2 separate regions of the Homo sapiens genome follow, and region 2 is linked to region 1. Evidence: read pairs that join two places in POLR2A ChIA-PET (ENCODE). Cell type or tissue: Caco-2. All regions are shown on one strand. Links, peaks and the distances in the headings refer to the core of each region. The heading gives the core; the rest is flanking DNA.

What was found. Peaks named below come from ENCODE experiments on the same cell type or tissue, not always from the same donor. Only the 100,000 strongest peaks of a DNase experiment are listed, where the experiment ranks them.
Region 2: POLR2A ChIA-PET joins it to region 1 with 6 read pairs; 4 of 35 experiments call an interaction of 5 or more read pairs at or near these places.

The regions. Positions count from the first base shown.
Region 1 is chr15:73,681,654-73,687,027 of GRCh38, reverse strand. CD276 (CD276 molecule) reads right to left here and starts at 2,645. Exons shown (of 10, transcript NM_001024736.2): 1 at 2,568-2,645. RefSeq lists enhancers at 1,724-2,230, 3,248-3,756 and silencers at 2,215-2,264, 2,425-2,554, 2,565-2,694, 2,815-2,864. In Caco-2, for the core only: a CTCF peak has its summit at 3,298 (motif pointing left); DNase peaks (open chromatin) are centred at 2,027, 2,817 and 3,237; H3K4me3 peaks cover 2,048 bases.
Region 2 is chr15:73,592,195-73,597,568 of GRCh38, reverse strand. It overlaps NPTN (neuroplastin), which reads left to right. Exons shown (of 9, transcript NM_012428.4): 2 at 200-547. Among named protein-coding and RNA genes, the nearest start is that of NPTN-IT1, 25 kb to the right of the region's middle. In Caco-2, for the core only: no CTCF peak of the experiment used is centred there; no DNase peak of the experiment used is centred there.

The DNA.
Region 1 (5,374 bases), core at 74-5,073:
CTGGGTGTGCCCTCCCCCTTTTGCTGGTGGACTTCCCTAACACTCCTGCCCTGGGGATGTGGGAAAAGGACAATGAGAAGTCGCCACCCACTCAGAGGATAAGCTCATGGGCAGTAACGTCATCCTCCTTGCCATTTTTCCTCTTTCCCTGACCCTATGACTCAGATCCACAGCTTAACAGCCCCCATGTGGTCATAATCTCAGAGGCTGCTTGGATTTGGTCATTTTTCTGCACAGACCCCAAACCCCGTATGTGCAACCAAGTACCATCCAGCCACTTGTTCTACAACATTTTCTAGGAGTCTCTTTAGGTGCTGTGGAATTCCAACTCACAGCTCTCTTATCACACTGCATCTCTGACTCCAAACAGCATTGTCCAGCTCCTTGTCAAACTCAAATCCTACTCCAAAGAACAAAGATTTACCCCTCCAGAGAAAGCCAAAGTTTAATGATGGAATTCTCACAGGAAGTTTCAGAAGTCAACCTAATAAGGACACAGACACCCCAGAGGACTACTTTGAAGGGACCACACTTCTATAACTGTCCTTTCCATAAATATTAAAGCACCGAAGCCAGCTGTCAGGTATATGAACATGAGACATTCAGCCAACCCTCCATCGGGTGGTGCCTGGACAGAGCTGAAGAGGGGACAGGAAGGAAAACAGGGTCCTCAGATTCCAACACCCCTTCTCACCTGAGACTTGCATTAACACAGGCTCCTTACCTCTGACAAGCTCATGTCTCACAGCACAGGAGTCTAGAGTAAGCTGGAAAGCTTACTGCAGGCAGGAGAAACCACCAGTAATGCCATAAGGACATGGAAGAACTCCAAAGGTCAGTCATGGGACCCTGACTGCATCACTGAGGCCACTTAATGCAGGAACGAAGCTCTCTCCCGCCAGCGTCCCCTTGCCATACAACCCCTCAGAACAAAAACTGAGGTCCACAGGGCTGACCCAAAGTCATGAAGGAAAATTTCATTCACATCAGGATACTCCAGTAAGCTGACGGTGACGTATGTAAATTTCCACGGTCAACAGTTACCCTAAGTGTTAGTGCTTAATCTCAAGAACTCCAGATATCAGGAAAATGTACTCACCCAAAATACTCCCTTGAAATGAGCCACTTCATACCCTACAGCCCCATAGCCCTCCATCCTGCCCTGCACTCAGATCAGCTCAACCCATCGGACAGGTTTAGACTTCAAGTTTAGACTTCAGTTCCCCTCAGCCTCAAACTGTCCCACCTATTTGCAGTCCCCCACACTACAAGGAAGGCTGCACAGCATCAGATTTCCTAGGGACTTCTGGGAGGCCAGAGGGAACTAGAGGAGGCCGCACTAAATAAAGAACTCTCTTAAAGACAAAGCAGCTTCATTACTTTCTAATATAGAAACTAACTGCTGAAGACATGCTTATAAGAAAAGGACCCCGGGCTTTAATGAAGAGATCAGACTCATTTACAATTATCCACATCCAATTTGAAGGTAAATCGTTTTTCTAAATTAAGACAACTAACACCCCCCCACCCGCCACACACACACACACACACACACACACACACACACACACACAAATCTTTTTTGCTTTACTATTTGCTTAATGTTTTCCCTCAGTGATAGATCCCATATCTGAGTCATCTATCACGCTTTTCTCATTAGAGCAGGTTTGGCTTAGAAATAAATCCCCTGCCTTAGGCTGCCAAACCTGCCAATTCGCTAGCTAAACGGTCGCAGGGAGGGCCCTGGGCGCTGGAATTCAATCCCCTCCCTTCTAGTGTGCCCCCACTCGGGGTCCCCACCTCCCTCCACCGTCGCCCGCATCTCCTCTCCATCCCACCTCACCCCCCACCTCCCTGAGGCTTCCCAAGCCCAAACTGCCCATCCCAATTCCCTCCCCACCCCCAACACCTATTCACCCCGTGGCCCCTGCCAGCCGTCTCTACCTGTCCTTCCCGGAATCTGACCCCTCATGCTGCCCACGGCTGCCTGTGGAAGTGCACCAGTCGCCCACACCTTCGCCCTGCTGGGCCCTGCAGAGTGGACACGCCTAACCACTCGCCTTCCCTCCCCGCCGCTCCCCTCCCGGAGCTGGGCGTTTTCCTCTGCAGGACCCGAGACCCCGCTAACCTCCCAGCGCCGGCCGGTGGCTTCGTTAAGCTTCAACACGGGACAGATCTGCCCCCATGCCCGCTCCAGACCCGGGGCCTGCAAAAGCGCATTCACCCACCCGGCCCGGTCCGCAGCTTCCGGGGTCTGCAGGTCCGACGGCGCCCGGGCCCCTCTCAACCCGAGGAAAGGGGGGCGGGGTAGGATCCGGGAGCCCCCAGCTCTCCGCGGGCCCCACAGCCCAGGGCAGGAGGGGCGCCCGCGGTTCCCGGGACTCCTGTGCGAGGGGGGCCGCCCGGACCTGGGGGAGGGCAGGGGAGCAGGAGCCCGGAGGGAAGGCGCCCTGCTCAGCTCCTGCAGCCCTGAGCGGGAACGTGCGGACCTCCGCGGGATCCAGGCCCGGCCCGCAGCAGACAAAGGCCGCCCCACCCCGCGCCGCCCGCGCCACGCCAGCACTCACCGCGCCGCGCCGACTCTGGGACTCAGGGACGCGGCCCAGCCTGGCTCAGTCGCCGCCGCAGCGAGGCCCGGCCCGAATGGGGGCCGGGGGCGGCCCGGGGAGTCCGAGGGGCGGGGCGGGCCGCGCCGGAGAATCCGCCTGAGGCCCGGAAAGGCGGCTCCGGTGCGTCCCTGAGGCCGGATTGGCCCCGCGGTGGCGGCTGCTGACCGAGGCCTGAGCCAGCCCGCTGGGCAGAGCACACGGCCTGGCCCCCGCCCCCGCCCCGCCCCGCCCCCAGGCCTGACCCTGGCGGGGAAAACCCTCGGCTCCCGGAGCAGGGCGCTGCCCATCCCCCACCCCGTTCCCACACTTCCAAGAGCCGAATCTTCCTTTCTGCGAGAGGGGATAGGTGACTGACTGGTCATCGACTGGCGGCAGAACAGGGCTGGAATCCTGCTGTCCAACCCCAGTCTTGGGTTCTTCCTCCACACCATGCTGGCACCACAGCCCAGAAAGGGTTAACTCGACTGCGAGGAATTAAGAGCTGCAAGGAGCTCTCTATAAATACAGTGTCGTGGGCGCCTGAGCCAACCGCAGGACAATTTCCACTGAGCTGGTTTTCCTCTTTTCCTTCCACCCACGGCCATCCGACCAGCCCTGCCCCCAGCCCCACCCCAGACTGCTGGCCGGACTTGGCTCCAACAGGCCTGACACCTAGTGGCCTTGGGCTCTGTCCTTACAGGGCCCCGCTCCAGCCTGGGAGGAGATGGGGGTCGGGCCTGTCCAGATTTTGCTGTGGTGCAGCCCATCCCTGCACCTGTTCTTGGATCTGTTCTTCCTCACAGGGACAGTGACAGCTAAAACGTAGGGAGACTTTTGTGGGCCAGAGTTAGGTTAGGAGCTTTCCATGCTGGGCCTCTTTAGTTCCTCCAAACAGCCCCGCCGGCTAGATATTATTATTCCCATTTCACAGATGAGAAAACCAAGGCTCAAAGGGATGAAGGGACTCCAACCTTGTACTGCTGCCAGGCTCACCACCAGTGCCAGTGGCAGTACTGGGCAGGGCTTGGGAAATGAGTATGAAAACATGTGCGTCTCTCTGCATGTGTTGCCACTGTTGTAAGCTCTTTACCATTTTATCTCATTTAATCTTCACAACAACTCATTGAGGTGAATACCATTATTCTCATTTTTACAGATCGGAAATAAGGAAATTAAGATACAAAGAGATTAAGTAACTTGGGGACACATAGCTATGAAGGGAGGAACCGGGATTTGCCCTCTGAATTTAAGTGTGCGTGTGGTGTATGGGTAGGGGTGGTGGTGCATGGGTGTGTATATTTGTGGGGGGTTTTTGTCTTTTTTTTTTTTTTGAGACAGAGTCTGGCTCTGGAGTGCAGTGGCTCAATCTCGGCTCACTGCAACCTCCGCCTCCTGAGTTCAAGCGATTCTCCTGCCTCAGCCTCCAGAGTAGCTGGGATTACAGGTGCGCACCACTATTTTGGCCAGGATGGTCTCGATCTCTTGACCTTGTGATCCACCCGCCTTGGCCTCCAAAAGGGCTGGGATTACAAACGTGAGCCACCGCGCCCGGCCGGGTGTGTATATTTGTGAACACATTCAAGCAACTCTGTATTTGAGTCTACGTGCATATGTGTCTTTGAATCACACAGCAGCTGTGTCTGTGTAATTGCTGACTGCTCCTAGGGATGACAGCAGAGAGGCCCAGCTGTCTTGTCCCTGACCACCTCCAGGAACTCTGGACCATTCCACGCTGCTCCCCACTGCCCTGCCAGGCCCTGACCAGCCTCGTCCAGCCTGGGTCTGGCCTTACAGGTCTCAGGATGAGTAGCCTCCAGTTGGCCCAGCAACCTGGGGAAGTAGCATCACATGGAGAGGTGTCCTTGGGCTGAGGGAGCTAGGAGCCCTGCTGCAGGACCCTGGAGGTGGCATTGAACAGATCTAGAGAAACTTACTTTCCTTCCCTTCACAAAGAGTCAGTCCTGTGCCTTGTGCCTTGCGGTGGTGACGCTGGTCCTGTCCTAAGGGATTTATAATCTGGCATGACTCAGCCATGGTGGACAGTGAAGGAACATCACAGAGCAGTTTATAGTGTGTCTATGGGGGGAGATTTTAAAATAATCATTCAAGAGCAGAGGTCAGGAGGGAAGGAAATGTGTATTGGCTCTCATTCCTGGAAGCAGCAGATTGAGAGGGCTCTGATCCCCTAGGAGGGGGAAACAGCTTGGGCAGGGCACAGATAGCACATGTGTAGGACCAGCTCATCTGAGACTCAGACACTTGGATCTGGACACAGATAGCTAGAATGACCATCCCATCATGCAGGGGTCTCCTTGGTTCAGAGAATGTTTGCCTGATTGTCCCTGGGAACTCAGGAATGGAGGTGCTACACAGAGATTCCCGTCAGAACCAGAAAAACTCAGGATGGAAGGTTGTCTTCATGCATTCTTTCTGGACAGCAGCCCTACCCCTCTCACCTCTATCCCTCCCACCCCCCACCTCCCCACAACCTGCTTCCTAGGTCAGCACAGTAGTAGATGACTCAGAATGTGCTATCTCCAGTTTTGCTTCAAGTTCCCCAAGGAGGTCACAAACCAATCCCAAAAGACCCAGATTGGGACAAGCCTTATCCCACTTTTTATCTACCTACCATCCTGCAGGTTCCTCAAATTCAACATGTGCAAAATTGAATTATCACATGTCCCCAAAACCTGTTTCCCCTTCTAGATATACAGGAAGGACTATGCTCAAAACCTGGACTCATCCCTCGTTCCCTCCCACTTCCCCCCACTTCCCACTGCCAATAT
Region 2 (5,374 bases), core at 328-5,327, 90 kb after region 1:
CCAGGGTGTGGTTCTTCTTCTAAAAGCTTGTATGAATTGCTGTACTGTCTCTTTATAGTTTAAAAATGAATCCTTTTTTGTTCTTTGCAACTCATTTGCTTTTTTCTTTTCTTTTCTTTAAATTACTATTAACACCTGTTGATTCTTTTTTTTTTTTCTGATTGGCCTGTCACTGCATTCCTGCTCCCCCTCCCTCTAGCTGGGTTTGTCAAGTCGCCCATGTCAGAAACTAAGCTCACGGGGGACGCCTTTGAGCTGTACTGTGACGTGGTCGGGAGCCCCACGCCAGAGATCCAGTGGTGGTACGCAGAAGTCAACCGGGCAGAGTCTTTCAGACAGCTGTGGGACGGTGCTCGGAAGCGCCGTGTCACCGTAAACACCGCCTACGGGTCAAACGGCGTGAGTGTGCTGAGAATAACCCGGCTCACCTTGGAGGACTCTGGGACTTACGAGTGCAGGGCCAGCAACGACCCCAAGAGGAATGACTTGAGGCAAAACCCCTCCATAACATGGATTCGAGCCCAGGCCACCATAAGCGTCCTTCAGAGTGAGTCCAGCACCCTACAGTAGTAGTACTGTAGTCATTAGAGGTGGCCCAATGACCCTTCCCTTCTGCATCCTTTCCCTCTTCCCCAGTATGATCACTCACCCCACCCCTTGTCTTCGTTTTTTTTTCAATCCCATGACCCTTCTGGTTGTAGTGTATGAAAACATCTGTGGCAACTTTTTTTCTTCTTTTCTTTGCCGTTCTCTCTGCCTCCCTTATCCCCCAACCCTTCTCTGTGTCTTTCTTCTCAGGAACAAAGAACTTGAGGAAATCCGTGACTGTCCAAAATCATCTGTGTTGGGAAGAGTTGGGGAGGGAGAACTGGGAAGCTTAAATTAAAACTCATAAAACCAGGCAGTCCAAGGAGGGTAGTGTTGAAATGGTTTTCCCTCCCCTTTGATTTTGTAGTAGGTTTCCTGCTATACTTTTGCTGATTTCTTCTCTGGTGCCTTTCTATTTTTGTTTCTCTCCCCAGTCTAACTACTTTTTATTTCTTCTGTTCTTCTGTTTGAAGCTCTCTAAGTAGCTGCCTTCACCTCTATGGTTTTAAGTTTGTGTCTGCCCAGCCTCTTCCTTTAACTGTGACTTGGTGTCATCTTGTTGTGATGGGAATGTTGCCATGGGTGCAGTGTGGTGGTGTGTTTTGGTTGTTGGGTGGCATGTAAGCTTGGATATTTTCATAGTTCCAGCTCTTTTTCTTTTCTAAAACCGTGGCATGTGCTTCTCTGATAACAGCCCTCTACTGCAGCAGTGTACTCCTCACTGGGCCTGCTAATTAGTCTCCTCTTTAAAAGCAGCAGCCTGGGACTTCCTTCTTATGTTTTGCTGTTAGGAGCCAGGTGACACTAAGCTGCAAATTATTATTTTTTTAGCCCATCACACTGTTTGGAAGTCAGAGTTGCAGTTGATTCCTGTTCACGGTTTGACTCTGATGAGTAGCTGTTGGCACAGTGTACCTTATCCCAGAGCATGGGAACTCCAGACATAGTGTGGGGACCACTCACACTGGCCTTTTCTTTGTGTCTTGAAAAAAGAGGAAACTAACTTCCAACCTGGTTTCTCATAGTGATGGGGTGAGCTGACCAGCTGGCTCAGAATCCTCTCCTTGTAGCAGGTATGCGTGAGACATATGACACCGGGACTTTTGTGGCCACTTCTCTCTCTTTCTTGAAAGTGACTTGCTACCTTATGTTGAGAAGCAGAGAGAGGGAGAAGCCACCACAGAACCAACGTTCCTGGCCAAGAAGAGTTCTGGCCCCACATCAAACCTGGTTATAATTGAGGGGACATTCACTTTTGGAAAGATCCTCTGGGTTTTTCACCTTCTCTTTGAGGACACAATGAGAGATCTATAGCCAGTTCCAGCTTAAAGAGCTGATTGATCTAGAGAAAGTAAGAATAGTAAAATCTTACTTTGATGAGGAATTTGGTAATAACATAAAGTAGTAAGACATGGGCCTTGAGTCTATATACTTAGATGGAAAATAGCAAATTAGTGTCTGTTCTTTGTAGCCACTTGAAGATCCTATGGGTAAAAAAAGAGTCCTTTGTAGGGCAGTGGTAGGAGAGGCTGCTGCAGTTGGCACTGTTGAATCAAAGAACCTGCTTCTGGAAAGAGGAAAAGAAAACCTTGTCTATGTGAAAATGGGGAACATTAACCCAGTGATTTTTTTTTTAACAATATTTTTACCCTGCACGCCTCCTTCTCCTGCCCCCTTGCTCCTTTCCTTATAAAAGCAGAATTACCTACATGGCCACAAAGGTCTGTGGAAGTTTATAGGTATGGACTGGGCTGGGCATTTGCACTTATACTTCCAAGAGCCTGACTCATAGCTAGAATGGCCATGCCAAGGGGCTAGAAAAAGATGAGGCATTGGGGTACCTACCTACCAATCCCGAGAATACATAGCATTCCCCAGTTTACTTAGAATTGTCTGCATGTGGTTGAATCAAATCCAAATCCTGGCTAGACTCTCTTCAGACTTCCCCATCAGTCAGTTAACCCAAGTTAGCTGTTTTGGAGAGCCAGGAGGTTGTTGCTGCTGCTGCTGCTTTTTTTTTTTTTTTTTTAAAACACCCTGGATCCAACTCTAATTGGACTGTTTTATGATCTCAGCGTCCCAAAAGACATTGCTCTATGGGGACATCAGGTGTTCTATCTAAGAATGACCTCCTGGTAGTACTTTCCCCAAAGCTCATTGAGTATGTAAGGCAAGAAGAGAAGTGTGCCCAGTTTTTAGGTATCTCTCTGGCCATAGCATGTTCTTTATATATGCATGATGGCTGGGGTAAGGGTCTCCTATCCACTGCTTTTAAATAGACATCAGTGGCAGGTAAACACATTTGAACTTCTCCTAAATGTTCATCTCTCTTGGACTTTGGGCAGCGCTTGGCCACAAAAATAAAAGCCCCACCTTCATCCTGGTGCAGAATGCAGTTGAGGCACCATGGCCAAGGAACTTGGTGTAGCACTGTTTTTCATATACAGCAATCACAGGAGGCAGGTTACCCTACCCCACAACCCTCCTATGGTGCAGAATCATATTTAAACCTATTTAAATTATCCACTTGCTCCCAGTGACTCTCTCCTGGATCTTTAACACTTAAGGGAAAAAGTGCTTTCCTTTGCCTTCAAAGAATACTTGGCAGAAAGTCTACCAGGTTGCTTTCATCAACTTCTTAATCTCCCTGAGCTGCAGTGGTCATTTGCATCGCCACAGGTAAGAGTAGCATTTACTTTGGCCTCCTTGTATTTAAACATCTGGAAGCTCTTGGCCTCATTCTCAGAGTTTACCCTTTCTCAGTGCAGTCTGAGAGGAATACCCAGAACGAGAGTCCCAAGTGGGACAGAAAATGAAATTGGATAATAAAAATTAAGTAAAAACCTAAAAGTGTGTTTGGGTTTTAATGTTGCCTTTATATTTTTTTAATTTCTCTTCTGTGGAGTACTGGTTCTATCTTTTTCTCTTTTGTTTTTGCTTGGTTTTGATTTTTCTTGGAATTGTGATGCTTTCTGCTGATGGTGTGTGTGCGCCTTCCATTGCAGGGTTTGCAGCCGTTCTGCTCGACTTCTTAAGGCCCAGGGATTTGGCTTCTGTCCAGTGTGTCTTGGAAACCATGGGACACCACTGCGCTAACGTGTTTACATGCATCTGCTTCTGTCTTAGTGGCTGCTATGCCTCCATTATCTGTACATAGAGACCCTGTTTGATGTTACTGATAAGGACCAGTGCTGAATGGAAGATAACCGTTATCCTTTTGCCAGAGTTGGAAAATAGAACTAATTTGTTAATTGAGCAAACTTAAGGTTTTGCATTATTACAAGTTTCTTCAAAGACATTAACTCTACAAGTCAGAAATGTTACATCGGTTAGGAGGTCCTTAAGACATTACATTTCCCAAGTATCCCACGACTTCCCCATGCTTTCCCCCTCCCTGAACAGCAAGCAACTTAGTTCCCATGGAGGGAGAGAGTTCTTTCCTCACGTTAAGGCTCAGCACAATACTGTATAAAATGGTGAGGGGAGCTGCTGCAAAGCTGTAGATAGGAAGTGACTAGACACAGGGAAATGGGAAGTCAGTCAAGGGTTTCTGAGAGAGAATTGGAAAACAAACAAACAGCAAATACCTCTTATTGTGGTTGGGAAAAGATGGTTAGTGTAGACTTCACCTGGAAATGTTTGATCAAAAGTAGAGAAAACTAAGCCTGGGGAAATAATAAAGACAAAGCACATTAACAAAAGACAACAAACATAGAAATGTCTTGACTTTAATACAGTGATAGATTTCAAAGTGCTTTAAAGATGAAGCTTCCAGGAATAATATAGAGTGATTTTAAACATTTTTGTTCAATGTATTATAATATTTGACTCAAGTAGGTTATTTTTGTAGATAAGCTAGTGATCCCAGGTTATCTAAGCGCAGAATAGAATCAGAAGGTGAAGTATATATACCTTGCCCAGGACACAAGGTGGTGGGGGTGGTCTTGGGGATGGGGGGCAAGGATAGAGAATTCAGTCAGATATGTCTTCTAGGCCCAGCTTTGCCATTAGTAATACTTACGGCCTTGCACAAATCATTTCACTTTTCCAGCTCTTAAAAAAAGAGTGGGATTCAATGAACTCTAAGGGCCTTTCTAAAATTCTGGGAGCCCATAATACCAACACAATATTGCACTCTAGTTATATTTTCTCAGAATGGAATGTGTTTTAAAGTGCAATTCTGAAAACAACAACTTGTTTTGGGAATAGGTATGGCTGGAGAGGAGGAACTGATGATGCTTTCTCAAGAATTTTGCCTCCACAAAATTTGGAAAATGCAAGTGACTTCCAATAGGAAGTTTGCTTTTTAGAATCCACAATGTCTTTTTCTGCATAAATAATGGCCTATGGTTTGCCATAGGTTTAACATTTAAATGTGGGGAAAGCTATACATGTATTATGTAATTATTACTGTTCCAAGGCCCAGTGGTACAATAGGGAGTTTATTATAATAGGTATATAAATGATATGGCCTTTGTCTTCAGAATGGCAAGGTGGAGCCTGGTTGTCTAATTGAAGCCGAATTGTTTGGTGGTTCTTATAAAAAGGTGGTATTCAAAAACGTAAGTGGATTATTACCAGTACAAGCACCCGTAATACTCCCATTCTTTCACGTCTAGGCCAACTGGTCTTCAGGCTGTTGTCTGCGCTAGTGGTCATTTGCTTATAATCATTGTTTTTCCTTTCTTGACTTCCTCCAAAGTGGTAAAGTGAAATTCCTCATGTGGTCCTGTCTGCCCTCCCTCTTTTTCTAGTTTCCCCCTCCTACCCCGTCCAACTCTCAGGC